2 separate regions of the Mus musculus genome follow, and region 2 is linked to region 1. Evidence: chromatin loops called from intact Hi-C (ENCODE). Cell type or tissue: heart. All regions are shown on one strand.

Region 1 (8,000 bases):
CACAAAGTATCAGACTTACTGGAGTAATTAGGAGGATGGACGAGGAAGGCAGCCTAAAGCCACTGACAAGAGTTTGGTCCTGAACTTGTCTCTTATTTTGGCCACACATATGCAAGGCCAGCCGAGCTGAGGCGCCCTGTTCTGTGCTGTGAGGAACTGAAATATGGAGCCATTCTGGGGCTGGGATTTCAAGGCCCAAAGCAACACATACCTATACAGCCACCACTGACTTCAATGTCATGCGCTGCTGCCAACTGCCTCTCCAGCCTCTGAGCCTGCTGGAGGATGTGGTGCAGACTGAGGGCCAGGGCTTGTCTCATGCCCTTTGTGGCAGACTCCAGCAGTTCTTGGGCCCCGGATCCTGTGGTCTCCCGACACTGCTGGAGCATCATAATCACTTGCCTCTGGGCCACCAAGACATTGGCATCCAGCAGGGCCTGTGACCCCCCTGCGTGGGCTGATATCTGCCCTGCCTGTTGGGAAGCTCCCAGGAGCCGGGCTGTCTTCCCACTCAGTGGCTCCACAAAGCTGTCACCAGGCATCAAGAGGCTCCCGGTGGCATCTCGAAGCCCTCCTACGGCAAGCACCTGACCTGGAAGCAAGACACCTAGAGGGTTAAGTGGGAAAGAGACCTGTGGTGGTATAAACATGCAAGGCACAGGGAAGAAGGAAGGCAGGGCAGGGCCACAGCAGCACCAAGGGCAAGAAAAACGGAGGAGCTGCCCTCGGGTTTACTTCTAGTGTAAACTTACCGTGGGGATACTGTGGTAGAGATGGGGGAAGAGGAGAGGGAAACTTGGAAGAAGAGGGAAGGGTTGGGAGCAGAGGTAGAGTGGAAAGAGAGAATGGGGTATCGTTTTCAGCCTGACCAGAGTATGAGGAAGATAGGAGGCTGGGAGAAACTGGGCAGCTAGGCCAGGCAGGGGCAACAGGGTGGAAGGCATTGATAGTTTCCAGGAGACCTGTGTGTTCATCCAGCCCAACGCCTAGGATTGGCACGATGCCTCCTGTGACTGGGTCCTCCATGGGTCCCCCCAGTTCCAAAGGGGCCAACGTCTTGGTGAGAGGACTGCAGTATGTTCCCCCGAGAGTGAGCCACTCCCTGGTTTGGGGATGCAAAGTCACAGCAAGCACAGGCACCTCGATGCCTGTGATGGGGTCAGACATGAGAGCCCCCAGCTGTGATGCTCTTCTTGGTTGTAGGATGGGCAGGTGAGTATCTGCTGGGCAGCCTGTGACAGGATTCGTTGGGTAGGGCATGTAGGGGAGAATAGCGGCCTCTGATGTTCGGACATCACCTGGATAGGGAGACGGGGAGGTGTTAGCAACACCCCATCTGCTAGCCTCTGCCCCACTCCCCGTTTTGTAGATCATGGAAGACAGCAGCTGTGGGACCTGCTCTCATTCATTGAACAGCTCTCTCCTCCTCTTCCCCCTCCCCTCCCCCTCATCTTCTTCCTCCTCTTCCCCTTTCTCCTCCTCCCAGTCCTTCCCTTCCTCCTCCTCCCCATCCTCCCTCTCTTTCCCCCTCCTCCTCCTCTTTCCCCTCCTCCCCCTCCTCCTCTTCCTCCTCTTCCCTCTCCTCCCCCTCCTCCCCCTCCTCCTCTTCCCTCTCCTCCCCCCCCTCCTCCTCCTCTTTCCCCTCTTTCTTTCTTTTGACAGAGTCTCTCTGTGAAGCCTCTCTGGCACTAAACTCACTCTGTAGACCAGGCTGGCCTCAAACTCACAAGAGATCCACCTGCTTCTGCCTCCCCACTGCTGGAGTAAAGGCGTGCGCCACCCGAATCCAGCAGAAGTCATGGGTGAGGTGAAGGAGCAGGTGTTTACTGCTTTGCTCTGATCAAGGACAGAGCCATGCTGTGTGTGCATTCATTCTTGAGGTCCCCAGGGAGCATCGCCCTATCTCTGAAGCCCAAAATAAAGTTAGGGCTGGGAAGTGGGCCAGGGTCCTACCAGCATTAGAGTCAGCAATGGGGATCAGCCCTGAGCTCAGCAGATCATATCCCAGGTGTCCAGCCTCAGGCAGCACATGCCCAGTGTCAGGGTGGATAAAGTAGCCAGGGGGTACGGGCCCTATGTGGCCACTTGCTGGGAGTATCATCGTACAGTTGGGTCCAGGGACCATCAACTTGGTGACAGGATTCACAATGATGTCATCAGTACCCTCTTGAGGACCTGCTGGGGCTGCAGGAAAGCAAAGGCTGCCTGCTGGGCCTCTCCCGAGGTGACTGGGGAGGCTAGGAGTCTTGGCTGGAGACAGGAAGAAGTTAGCAGGAACTTTATCCCAACCTCCCAAGGATGATGCTCCCAAGAATGGTGCTCCCCAGGGTAGTGCTCCCCAGGATAGAGACTTTTTAATTTTTTTTTTTTTTGAGTTGAGCACAGAGCATCACCATTGCAATGTCCAGTATCCTCAGATTACAGGCTAGGTAAAGGTCCTTTGGGGGAAAGTTTTGTGGGTACTGAGGTGGGGCTGAGAACTTCTAGAACTTGCTCTGCCTTTAACGGATATCTTTTCAAGGCAAACCCAGCATTTTCCAAACCTGACTGTTCACATTTATCTGCTAGGCTTTTATTTTCAAGAAGTGTCATATGGTTTGCAAATCTGTCATTTGTGATGCCTTCCTTCCTCATCCTCCCTGTTTCTGAGCTCCCCTCATCTTTTGTGTGGGGCCATTGAACAGGAACTCCCTCCTGTTCCCAGGGTTCCTCGCGTCCTTCCCCTTCCACTTCTGCCTCTGCAGGTGTTTTAGGGGAAGGACTTAGGTCTTTGAGGTGCCTAACGTCCTGAATGCAGGGATTTAGTTTCAACATACGGACTAAGTTCCCATAGGTCCTTGATGAGGCCATCAGTGCTTACCTGCCTGTAGCAGCTCCGCCCCTGTTCCAGTGTCCAGGAAACCCCAAGCCTTCAAGCGGTGACCTTCTTGCAGCATGGCCTGGGACAAGCGGCCCAGCAGAGTGTCCAGCCGAGAATCCACCCTGCAGAGACACATATGGCATGCCGGTCAGAGTGCAGAGACAATGAGAGATGGAAAAAGGACACTTAACGTCGCTACTGCTGGAACTCTGTGAAGCCATCCATACTCTCTTTCCCTGGTTTGCATTCCACCCTCTGATTCAGGCTAACCAGGTACATACTCTCCAGGGCTTTGCCCAGGCTGTGGGGACGTCTCTGGGCTAGAGCTTGCAGATGCCTTCAGCAGCCACCGAGCTTCCATCAACGCTGAGTAGAAAGAGGCCCACTGGTCCTGCCTGGCACAGAGGTCTTGGTGAAGGAGCTCCAGTTGGTGAGCAAGGCTTGCTGCATACTCGCCCACCAGGCTTCGCCTCTGCCTAGACTCTTCCTCTGCAGCCATGGCAACTGCCTTAGCGGCCTGGGTCAAAGACACATTGCCCCTTTTACCTGTAGGGCTCCAAGCACCAGGGCTGGTGGGGTGGGGACGGGGGGCGGGGGCAGGGAGGAGGGACGGGGTGGGGAGGGGACAGGGCTTGGGGACTGTGAGAGGGCACAGAGGCTGGGTGGGAAGGTGCAAATTCAAAGTCCAACCTCTTGTTGCTTTCTCTGGATTAGAATCTGGTTAGTGGAAGCTGAGGTGCCACGCTGAGCACCCCACAGCTGCCGGAGAGAACCAGCTTCATTCAGAAGTTTGCGGTAGAGGACTTTGAGCTGAGAGAGAGGAATTAGTCAGTCTTGACTACCACCCAAGAGCCACCAGCTTTTTACTGTAAGCTTAGAGCGCCCTCTACTGCCAATATCTGGAGAGATGGCAGAGAACCGGCTTCTGAGGACACTTGGAAGAAATGGATAAAACTGGCAAGAATAAAGTTCTCCCCTCAAGTCAATGCTGGGGATCAAACCTCATGCATACAACACGCCAGGCGGATGCTGTCACTGAGATATATCTCCAGCTCCTGGCCAGTTTGGATACTTAGACTTCTAATGTATTGACTTATTTCCAATGTCTGTCACTGAAGACCAGGGATAGGAATCTAAGGCCTATTTGGCTTTGCCTGCCTGCCTGCCTGCCTGCCTGCCTGCCTGCCTGCCTGCCTGCCTGCCTCCCTCCCTCCCTCCCTCCCTCCCTCCCTCCCTCCCTCCCTCCCTCCCTCCCTCCCTTCCTTGTCAATTAGTCTATACGTTTCTTAATATCAGTCCTAATTAATCTGAAATTTTCTATCTTTCCTTTGCCCCGGAGTTCTTTAGGCTCCATCCCACGTCCCATTCATCCCCCCTCCCCCATTGCATCCACTTCCAGCCCTGCTTGTCTCTGCTGGCCATGAACAGAAGCACCTTTTGGGCCTTCCAGTTACCTCCTTGTTGATTTGGCTGAGACTGGCCGTCACTGTCAGAGACTGCCGATGCAGTATCCCAAAGAAGACCTCTGTGTCAAACCATTCTAGGTCTACCTGGTCCTCCCAGGTCCCACCTGTGCGAGGGATGGGCGTATGATTAGCGTCCCCACACGCAGATCTAGACACACCTTCAACGTATCTTCTTCCAGGTTCTCAGCAGATTCAGTCTGTCTCCTAAAGGCATGATGCTTGCATGGACCACAAGTGTTTCTGAGAAACTTGACCGGAATGCAGAACGCTGTGCCTGACCCCTGCCTTGTGGAGTCAGAAGACCATGGACCTCCCTCCCCACTGCTGCAAAGCCTTATGCATACTGAAGTTCTAGAGGCACAACTTAAACCCAACCCTGCTCTCTGACTGAACTTTGAGTGGCAACAGTTGGAAGGGGAGCTTCAGCAGGATGTACAATACGATCTGCAATTTGCCCCTCGGTGGTGGAACAACATAACTTGTAAGAATATAACACACCCTCCATGCTGACAGTAAAGAAAGCACTGAGTACGCAGAGACATGGAGGCAGCCTGGGTCCAACTAGCCTTCTCTCCAAGAAAAGACCCAGTCGACTATCTCACACCCACATTTGCATATCTCTGGCCTCTGTCTTATAGTCTATAAACTGTCCTGGTGGATAGAAATTAGATTCTTTCTCTGATTGGGCCAACCTAAAAATAAATTGGTTTCTTTCACCAACCTGTTTCCTAATTTCTTTTGGAATCCCGAGAATCTAGGGTCGTTGGTTCCGGATCTGTGTGTCAGTCAACAGTGGCCTGCCCCATTTCTTAATCTGAGTTCTCTGCGCATGGTTGTACTACTTTTTTACTTGACAAATTTGTGGTCAGATGTCTCTTTCCAACTCTACACTGTATTCCTAGTGCCTAGCAACATCTGTATACAGCAGCCGCTTAATAAATGCTCTCTGGGAAAACAAGTGGATGAATGATGTCTTCTAGGCAGCAGACTGAGCAAAGAGTAACCCAGGAAGTTGAAGCATGGCAGAACCTGCCAGTTGGATTTGGGGCCCTTGGAATCTAATCCCAGATTGTCACTCACCATGACTCCCTTCAGCTCTGAGGACCTCGCAGTCTCGGGGTGATTGGCCTCTCCTCACTAATATCATACCAGTCCTTGGGGACATGTAGACATCAAGATTATATCTTTGCTGGTGAGTCCTGAAGATGGGGTGTGGAGCAGCCTTCCGAGCCCAGCTGAGGCTCTTACACTGAATCTAAGGGCACACACACCGCGGGGAAAGGCAGGAAGGAGGAAGCTGAGCGGTATCCTTTCTGGAGAAGTTCCCCTCTTGGCTTGGGGGTATCTCATCTCCTTTGCTTTTACCCCATGAAAGGCCCTGTTCGATGTAGCTGCCTCTTTAACCCTTCCCTGCCCTTAGGCTGTTGTGTATTATAAACTAAAGTCTTCTCAGGAGCTCTCATTCGCTCAGTATCCTCATCTGCTGCCTAGAAAACAAGCCTTCCTTAGTCTTTTTGGCCACAGCAGAGCTAGAAAGATGAGCTGTTCTAGCCTTATCTTTGGCTGCAGAGGCAGAGGCTCCAGCCACAGCCACTTGGTCCCCAGAGCCAAAGACTGGTGTTTTGTGTCTTTGAAACATTGCTGCTAATGCTGTCATCTCTTGATATCCACAGGGACTCGTTCCAGGACTTCCCGTGGGTACCAAAACCCACAGATGCTCAAGTCTTTGGTATTAGCTGGCATGTTATTTGTTTACAACTCACCCACACCCTGTGATGTATTTCAGATCATCTATACTTATGTATATTACCCAATGCAATGTAAATACTTTGTAAATAGTTGCCCTGATGTATTGTTTAGAGAATAATGGTGAGAAAAAAATCTGTGCTTTTTCGGTATAAATGCAATTCATTGTGTGTGTGTGTGTGTGTGTGTGTGTGTGTGTGTAGGTTAATGCATCTTTTTGTCTATGCATGTGGAGGCTAGAGTCAACGCCACGTGTTGCTCCTCAGTTGCCATCCACTTGTTTTGTGAGGCAAGGTCTCTAACTGGGACCTGGGGCTTGCTGACTCGACTAGGGGTGCTGGCCAACAAGCCCCAGGGGTATCTTCATCTTCATCTCCTCAAAGCTGGGGTTACAGGCATGTGCTGCTGTGCTCAGTTTTACATGCGTGCTGGGGATCAGGTTCAGGTCTTCATGCTTGCAAGGTAAACACTTCACCTACTCACCTATCTTCCCAGCCTCTCCTGAATGCTTTGGCTGGTAGTTGATTGGATTTATAAGATACTTCTTTCTCTGGACTTTCTAACCCCCTTATTAGCACAGGGACCGTGCGTGCTCTTCTGTGTCTATCTCAGGGATTGTATCTTCTGGAAAGTCTATCCTGACCTCCCAGAGAGAATGTTCAGCCCTGTCTTTGTGTGGCCAGGGGCCCATGCAAGGCTTTACTACAGATCTGTCATATTTTGTTCTTGTATCTATTCTTCCTTCTGTTAGGCATGGCACTGGTGGCCCGAGGCCTCTGATCCTTCCTTCCATCTCCATCTTGGCAGCTATTATGATGCCTCCTACAAGCAGGATTGGAAGGAAGGGACTTGCAAGATGCTACTTGTAAGCTCTACTCACCAACAAAATCAGGCAGGGCCCTAGAAGAAACAGCATCGCCCCCAGGGCTCCTGGCCAGTGAGGCTTCTTCACTGGTTTGGGGATTTTGGCAATACCAGTCTGGATAAGATTCCTGGGTGTCGTCATGGCAAAGGGCCCATCCACAAAGCACCGGCCCCCAGCGGGGAGAGTACGGAGGTACTAGGTAGAAAGAAGCCTGTTCAGTCTTTGTGCCACCATTTGCCAGAGACTGGCAGGAGGCAGAGAGGCAGCCCAGGCATTCCAATATTAACCAGATAACCATTCATCCTTGGGGGCTAGTGGGCAAAAGTTGGGGTTTCCTGGGAAATCCATTCATATTGGATAACTCTCCATATAGAGGGAAGTGGCTATGTGCTCTGGGATTTGGTCTACAGGACTCTTAGAAGATCTCTGTCCAACAGGAGGAGATACTAAATCGCTTGTGACACAGACAAGGTAGCCAGAGGTGTAACGGCAGAGCGTAGTTCCTAAGGATAAGTTACTGTGCAGATTGGCTTAAGATGTGCAAGGATGAAAGATGGGTAGGCAGGGAAGATCAAATGGAAGGTCGTGAGAGATAAGCAAAGCTCCTAACCAGGCAGTGCACCATGCTTACACCCACCGAGCAGATCGGTCCTAACACATCATATACTGGGCTACTATGATGGGGACCTCAGTGAACCCCAAACCATATCTTAGGGTTATGAGAACCTGAACGTTTGATGGTGCCAAATAATCCCTTTCTGTCATTGGTTTTTGTTTGCTTGTTTTGTTTTGTTTTTGAGGGGGAAATGATCGCCGAGGTCTTAAACAAGGCATACTATCACAGACTAACCATCTTCCGATGCCGGTTGCTGTTTAGATGGAAGACGTAGACTCCCGGTAGCTGGAACTGCTGCAGGAAGAGGCGGGGCCTTTGCTCAGAGAGCTGAGACTCCTCAGCCAGGGCCCGGAAGCGCCCCCAGTCAAACTGCTGCAGTGTGTTGTAGAAGTGGCCCCTGGGCGTGGAGAGAGTAGGGCATGTTACCTTTTGCTGGTAGTGCCTGAT
Region 2 (8,000 bases), 76 kb before region 1:
AAATGTTCTTCCATGTCCCTGTATCTTTTAGGAAGAGATGATGACAATGTCATTGTGGACAGTGGGTTATCAGTGTTCATCAGGATCTTGATGCTGTGAGATTGTTTCCTACAAACTGCTGCTTTCTTAATGTTTGGTTGTGAGCCTAGCATTTGATGGCTGAGCCATCTCTCCAGCCCAACTGCAGCTTTCTTAAAGTCTCCACCCTTGGTCAGTTGGTAGAGTAAAATACTGGCTCTGATTCTTTTTTTTTCAGTTTATCACTCTCCCCTGTGGTCTGGAGTCCTTCCCTTGTCCCATCTTTATGTACCTTTAGTTTCTCAATACAGTCTTATCTTATCTCCAAGGGTCAGAGAGCCAGAACCACAGGCCCTCACACATGGCATGCTATTGAAAAACATTCGGCTGGGCTTCACCCGCCTGAACAGGGCACTTTGGGCCCAACTCAATGCTGAGTTTGCCACCTGTGTCATACTGCCCTGGTCGGTGGTCATGGTCATTCTGTTGGCATTGCCACCATGGCTCTGTCTGGACTTTCTTGTGATTCTGACACCATGGGTCCTGCTCATCTCTTTTCTGAGCTATGTTAAGGGAATCAGCCGCCGTGGGATCCACATGCTTACCTAAACTGTGATGTGCTTCCATCTGTCCAAGCATAAAGGTCCTGGCAGGCTGTGTTATTGCTCTGTTTCTCCTCCAGCCTCTTGAGGCCAATCCAGAAGTCACCATCAGATGCCAGGAGGTTTTCAATGAACTTTTCTATCAACCTCTGCTCATCCTCTGTCTCAATGCTGACGAGCTGTCCCCCATCCTCCATGCAGGTTTCTTTGGCTTCCTCAAAGTTCAGTCTTTGAAAGGCGTCATGGAAATAAATGACTTTATAGCAAGGCCTCCGTGTTCCTCCTCGGCAGACCAGCTGCCCTAGAGAGAGAGAGAGAGAGAGAGAGAGAGAGAGAGAGAGAGAGAGGTCGGGGAGGTAGGGGAAAGAGAAAGCAACCTGTCTCAGTTCTCCATTAAAGTATACCAGAGCAGATGTACTTAGAAACATCTCAATGAAGCTTCCTCTGGGCAGGAATTCTGATTGTCCATCTTTGGACTGTTACCACTCAGGCTTTCTAGAGAAAATTAGTACTCTTTGCAACACAAAGTTAAAGTGATTTTAAATGCTGATGTCTGTATTGTGTAGGGGATCTGTGTTTTTGTTCCAGTGCAGATTGATGAAGATATTTCTATATTTTAAAATAAGTAGGAAAATATTACGGCTTCACTTGATGTGTACAAAGATGATGTTCATGCTCTTAGGGAGTCTTGTGAAATTATGGGACTTAGAATAAGAGTTGCTGTGAAGTGCTTCCTTCAGTGTAGAGGGACACTCTGACGTCAGTTGTGGATTCCTCTACCCTGAAATCCCCTGTCTATGCAGTGGAACTAACTTGCTCATCTCTGGTGAGCAGAAGCTAAGAGCTTTTGTGGGGTTTTCTGCTACTGATGGTCAGATCTCTAACCTAAAGACAATAGCTAGAGTTTATTGAACTCTTTCCATGTCCCAAGGCTATGGTCAAAGTTTTATAATTTCCTTTGGTTCTCATAACAGTCTTCTGTGTCAGGACTGTTTATGTCTCACTTTATAAGTGAGAAAACTGAAGCTCATAGTAAGTGATTTGTCATAAACTATCGGGAGCATTAGCAGAGGCAGAATCCAGATCTGAGTATTGAGTCATACCAGAACCACTGAACTGTCTTGATGGCTCCACATTCCCCTACAGACTCAGCTTGCACTGGGAGCCCATCTCTCATTTGATTGACACTTGAAGGACTGAAGACTGTTTCAGAAAAATGGATGAGATTCCACTGAGCAGCAAGTAGCAAGCTGTTCACTAGCACAGGCTGCCCTAGCTTGTATCTGGATGACTGGAGTCTTGCTGCAGCTGAAACCCATCCCAGTCACCCCTCTGTTCAGTCAGCATTTATTGGGTAAATCCCCCTCGCTTGGTGTGCTAGGTATTGAGAATACAGAAATGCCAATTCCTAACCCACAGGAGCCCACAGCATGATTCTGGATGTAAGGGTACAAAATAAAAACCAAATTTCAACAAGGAAACCAGTCCCTGTAATGAAAGAGCCAAACTTCAGGCTACAGGTGTGAATTGCTGCCATGGAAGAAGGCGTAAATGATTTTATATTGTCAGACTTTCTGGAATGTTTTAATATCCCCAAGATTTCAGCTCTGTAGAAAGCCAGACGATGGTTTTTTTTTTTTATGTCCATTAATTGTCCAGCATACAAACCAAAAGGCCACAGACAGTGCTATCTATGAGGGAGCTATACAAGATTCTCCCCAAATCTCCATGCTTTGATAAACTCTCAGTGGACAAGGAGCTGGGAGCATCCTGTACTTGCCTGCCTTGTTAGAGGTTTCTAACAGAACAGGCTCCCAGCGGATGAGAGTGCTCAGATGCTGGGCTTCTCACCGGGGAAGTGTTCCAGAGAGGAGAATGCAGGCATTGGAGGACTGCAAAGAGCCCTGAACACCCCCAAACCTGGTACAAGAGAAGCTGCAGTTGCTTTTACTAGTGGTCCCGCCTGCCTTTCCAGGCCAGACTGCCAAGAGAAAGCTTAACACCTTGATAGAGTTTCCTGTATGGTCCAGGCTGGCGGCATATGTCTAGTGTATGCTAGTGAGTTCTAGGGAGTACCAGAGCTGGAAGGAGGCCCAGGACCCATCTGGTTCCCCTGCCTTCAGGAAGTGTCTTTCTTTTCTCATTTGCAGGAAGGGGAAGGGCAGGCAGGAGGTCTCCTGTCACCAAGCACAGAGCCATGCAGCCCTAACCCTCCCAGTGGCGTCAGCAGCTCCTCTGCTTAGCCAAACACCCCCTCCCAATCCTGAAACCAAAGTTAGATTTCTTAAACCAGACCCACAAGCTAGAATACAGTGGAGATTCCAATTCTACTCCATCCCTCTTGGCCAAAGGGAACCTGATAAAAAGATACCGATCGCTCCCCGCCCACGCTCCTCCCACCCACCCCCCAACCCCCCCCCCCACCCCCGCGCCCCATGCAGACCTAGTGGAACAAGAAAGAAGTCGGACCACTGTACCTCCTCTGGGGTCCAAGTCCGAGGCTGCAGTGACACACACACAGGGAAGGAAGCAGAGAGTCACTCTTGGAGCCTGGCAGGGCTGGTTCCTGGCTAACTAGGCGCTTTCCCAATCTCCAAGCATTTCCAGGCCAGCCACCCTCCCCTCAGAGGAGAGTAACAGGTACAGTTCCCATAGCCCTGCGGATCCAGGATCGGCTGCCTCCACTAGAAGGGTCCAGGCAGCATGGCGCTCAAGGGGCACTCACTGGAAGAAGTTTGCCAACTGCCCCACCCAAGCTACATCCTCCTCACCCCTTAGTAACCCCGGGGAGAGAACTGACTTCCAGCGTTGCGGATACCTAGGGTGGCCCCAGGAACTGGAGCTGGTTGCATTTTTGCTCCCTGGAAGCAGAGAATTCAAGAAGGCTGATTGGGTCCGGGGTTGGATCTGGGGATTGCCCCACTACATAAAGGGGCCAGGGTGCAGTGACCCTGAAGACAGTCCTCAACTGCTGAGGTTTACTGGGTGCATCAACCCCAGGTGCTCTGGCACCAGCCCTCTCCCCCAGGACACACACTCACCGCTCAGCAGGCGACCCTTCGAATCCCTCGGTTTGGCCAGCAGCACCGCCAGCAACATAGCCTGCAGCGCTGCTCCCGGCTGCATGGCTGGACTCCAGTGCCTCCCGACACCCTGGGACTAAGGCAGAGAAGTGGGCAAGTAGACGACTGCGTTTGAGCAACTGCAACCAAGGCAGCTGCATCTCCCAAGGATCCACAGACCCCGCACTGGGCGGAGTCCGGGAGGGCTCTGAGTCGTTGGTTGCCCATCCACCCCCTGGGACGTCACTGCGGGGGAAGGCAGCCCCTTGGGCTGGCCCGCCCCCAACGTCTAGTGCTCTGGACTCCAGAAACTGCTAACTCAGGGGGAGTAGCCAACGGAAGGGGCCGCTCTTTGCAGAGAGCCGCCCAGGGAGATTCTGAGTTTGCCTAAGAGAAAAATCCCACTAGTTTTTGAACTCCCAGAAGGTGGAAAGCGGGTACTGTACTTTCAAACAGTATAGCCTCTTGCCCTCATCACTACCCAGCTCTAGTGGGCTAAAGTAGCAAAACCCCTACTTACACCACAGTAAGCGTCAGACCAGGGCAGCACCTGGGAAAGAACTTGAGCAAGGGAGGAACAGATTCTCAAGCAGGCAGTGTGTCTACTGACTAGAGGCATTTCAGACTTGGCCTGAGGGAGACCTCCAGCAGAAGCTAGAGTATTCCAGATCTCAACCAGAAAGACACTTTGCTTTGTGTAGGGCACATATTGGAAGATAGGAGTGGTTTAGTGGAGTTCAGCTTTTGGTGGACAGAAAAATGACTCCCGTTGCAAAGAATGATCCTATTCTTCCTATGGAAGCTTTCATAACCAACCCAAGTGTATGCTCCCCTTTACACTCCCACAGTAGTTGTGTTTACATGTGTGTTCTCAAATACATTCGCACAGTAGATCCAGTCTCCCATCGAAAATCTATGAAGTAGAAAGCTGAGAGTTCATTGATCTTTCCGGTATACTATGGTATTGCGAAGCGTAGCAGAAACCACATCTCGGTTACTGCCTTCTGGATTTTGGTTCCAGTTTGCTTCTGTTTTCCTGTTTATCCAGCTTTTCAGCAGAGCAGTCAGAAAAGCAGAGAAGGGGCCCTGAGAAATGGACCAGTGGTTAAGAGCAGTCATTACTCTTGCATAGGACTGGGTTCAATCCCAGCACCGGGCAGTGGCTCACAATCAACTGTAACTCCAGTTCCAGGGATCTCCTGTCTTCTTCTGGCCCAGAGGCACGAGGCTTGCATGTGATGCACATACATACATACATACATGCTGGGAAAACACCCACAACACATAAAATGCAAATAAATAAATCTTTTAAGAAACGAAGCAGAGGTGCTTCCACACTCTTGACACACTTGTTCTAAACAGGCCTGAGATAAAGCAGGAGTAGGGATGGATCTGTCTTAGCTCCAGCTGAGAACAGAGCAGGAGCTGTGTGATTACAGAACCCCGGCACCAACAGGTGGGGACTGGCAACCCTTTCCTGTGTTCCGGTTAGACTATCTCACACCAACCATTCTCTCTAGACTGTCTCCCCAGCAAAGCAACTGTGGTGGTGGTGGGACACAGAAGTGGCACCTGATGGTCTGCTTGAAACGCTGCATTTCCTTGGTGTCTGTGTGTCCGTTGGCAAGTCATTTTATTCATTATATATCTTGATGGCATTAATAATTGCCATAACAGTTTTGTGATGGTTTGCCGAGGCAAATATGTATGAAAATGTGCAGTTATACTTGACTTAATGTCATCTTAAATAATTTATTTCTAATATTACAAGATCTGTTTCACTTATGAAACTACCACATTGCTTTAAATAATTGTGTCTTCAGTTCTCCCTTTGACACTCTGACTTTGGTCCATATCGGGGCTTTGTTAGCAGATGCAATTAACTGAGTGTAGTGGCTTACAGTAATGACCCCAATACTTCCCACCTCCCAGGATACATATTCTTTATTATGCTAATAGAGTTCTCTTTACTAAAAAAGTAGAATGTTTCCCTAGGCCGTGAGAGTTATTAATCAATGGAATAAACCAGGACTTGGAGCCCACAGCAGAAAACCCCTTTCCTGTTCTTATTCTCTTTCATCGTCTGACTCTCTGAGAGGAGCAGGCCTCAGATATCCTACTGGTTCATGAGTGTCCCCAAGAGGGTGGTATGTGATGCAGTCCATTGGCAGAGTGCTTCAAGTAGCCTGGAATCAGATCAGTCAGAACCTGAGCTGACCTTGTATGAGCTCCAAAGATTGCTTTAGAACTCTTTGTTAAGTGGTCCTGTTGTAGTAAGAACTACCTGTTATTCCTGGCAACTCAGGCATGTGCCACTGTGGGAGGGCTAGTTGACAAGAAAACTCATAATGCGTTATTTTCCTTGGTAAAATTTCTTTGGCCCAGGATCCATTCCTCAGCTTGATGAGCTCAAAGTTAATTAAAAAACCAGTTAAAATGCTTTTTTTGCACTTTGGAATATTCACACATATATAATGAGATATTTTGGTGATAAGACCCAATTTCAAACCCAGAATTGTTTCCTATACATCTTATAACACAGTCTGAAAGTAATGTTCTATAATACAATTTCTGTGCTTTGTATGTGTGGTACATGTATGTATGCATTTGTGTGTGTGTGTGTGTGTGTGTGTGTGTGTGTGTGTGTGTACTTATGCATGACTTATGGCGGCCAGACATTGGGTGACATTGGGTGTCTTCCTCCACTTCTTATTTTGTGCTTATTTTACTATCCATATCACTTTTTGAGACTATGTCTCTGCTGAATTTGGAGCTCACCAATTGCCTAGATTGGTAGGCTAGTGAGAGCCATGTCACCTCTACAGATCCTCCAGTCTCTGCCTCCAAGACTGGGATTGTAGGTGCTGATATTGTATGTCTGGCCTTTTGTGGAGATGCTAGGGATCCAAACACAGGTTCTCATGCTTATGTGAGAAGCACTCATGGCCACCAAGCCATTTCCTTAGTACCTTCTATGATACTTTTAGTGTATCTGCATTTATTCAGGTCCACTGAAGACACATTTTCTACTTCTGATAGCATACCAGCACTCAAAACACTTTGGACTGTGGATACTCGACTCCTTTTTGAACTCAGAACCTCTGGAAGAAGTCAGATTTTAGGTGTTTGGATGATGATGGCTGTAATGGTTTGTATATGCTTGGCCCAGGGAGTGGCACTATTAGAAGGTGTGGCCCTGTTTGAGTAGGTGTGGTCTTGTTGGTGTAGGTGTGTCACTGTGGACGTGGGCTTTTAGACCCTCAATCTAGCTGCCTGGAAGCCAGTATTTTGCTAGCAGACTTCAGATAAGATGTAGAATTCTCAACTCCTCTTGAACCATGTCTGCTGGGATGCCTCCATATTCTGCCTTCATGATAATGGATTGAACCTCTGAATCTGTAAGCCAGTCCCAATTAAATGTTGTTCTTTATAAGAGTTGCCTTAGGGACTGCAGAGATGGCTCAGCGGTTAGGAGCACTGACTGCTCTTCCAGAGGTCCTGAGTTCAATTACCAGCAACCACATGGTGACTATAACCATCTGTAACGGTATCTGATGCCCTCTTCTCATGTGTCTGAAGAAAGTGACAGTAAATTCATAAACATAAAACAAATCTTTAAAAAAATTTAAAAAGTTGCCATTGTCATGGTGTCTGGTCACAGCAGTTAAACCCTAACTAAGACAGCTGCTTAACTTGTAATATGTTTACACAGAGGATTATAATCCTAGGGTAAACCAGTGGTTGGCCTGCAGAGCATATTGTCTTCCTTTCGGCAATGAAAGAATTCCCAGTGAGTGTAGAATCAGAGAAAAAGACATTAGTTGTATGATATAGAACTTCAGACTTTGACAACCTGCTGTCAGTCTCCATGATCGCCACCTGTGTGAGAAATACTTCACTGTGCCAGTATACACAGGATGCTTTGATGTGTAGAAGGAACAAATCCTTAACTGTCTGCTCTCCAGTATATGCCAGAGGTGGGCTGTCAATAGGATTATGCAGCTGTGTATAAGACACAGCCAGCTAGGCCCATTTTTTTCATGGACCCAGTAGCAGCTCAGCTCTGGCTTCAGACCTGTTCTACAAATGGCATAAACCACATTTTGGAAAAGGAGTATTTTTAAAAGAAGGCTTTAAGCTTTTAAGAATGCTTTTTCATCTTTGCTTTATTATTTTTGCAGATAGTACCCAAATCAGGGGTCATATAGGACATTTTATTCTTGTTTATTGAATATTCATAATACAAATAAAATATATACATTGTGGAAACACCTTTCAAGTCAAACAAAAACCAGGAGTTTGGGATGATTATGATGCG

The links. A loop is a pair of places that touch in the nucleus more often than their neighbours do. Peaks named below come from ENCODE experiments on the same cell type or tissue, not always from the same donor. Only the 100,000 strongest peaks of a DNase experiment are listed, where the experiment ranks them.
Region 2: a loop joins it to region 1, with 2.2 times the contacts of the local background. A loop is called at or near these places in 2 of 42 quality-filtered maps.

The regions. Positions count from the first base shown.
Region 1 is chr9:51,148,853-51,156,852 of GRCm38, forward strand. It overlaps Gm32742, which reads right to left. Exons shown (of 31, transcript XM_017313740.1): 9 at 7,788-7,950; 10 at 6,953-7,132; 11 at 5,407-5,581; 12 at 4,315-4,430; 13 at 3,551-3,670; 14 at 3,142-3,377; 15 at 2,861-2,982; 16 at 1,954-2,184; 17 at 963-1,298; 18 at 212-592. Among named protein-coding and RNA genes, the nearest start is that of Gm32742, 16 kb to the right of the region's middle. In heart, a CTCF peak has its summit at 3,750 (motif pointing left); no DNase peak of the experiment used is centred here; H3K4me3 peaks cover 457 bases; H3K27me3 peaks cover 2,140 bases.
Region 2 is chr9:51,073,225-51,081,224 of GRCm38, forward strand. It overlaps Layn (layilin), which reads right to left and starts at 3,870. Exons shown (of 8, transcript NM_001033534.1): 1 at 3,662-3,870; 2 at 3,098-3,121; 3 at 624-921. The coding sequence starts at 3,746. In heart, a CTCF peak has its summit at 4,022; DNase peaks (open chromatin) are centred at 2,767, 3,197 and 3,927; H3K4me3 peaks cover 2,046 bases; H3K27ac peaks cover 1,698 bases.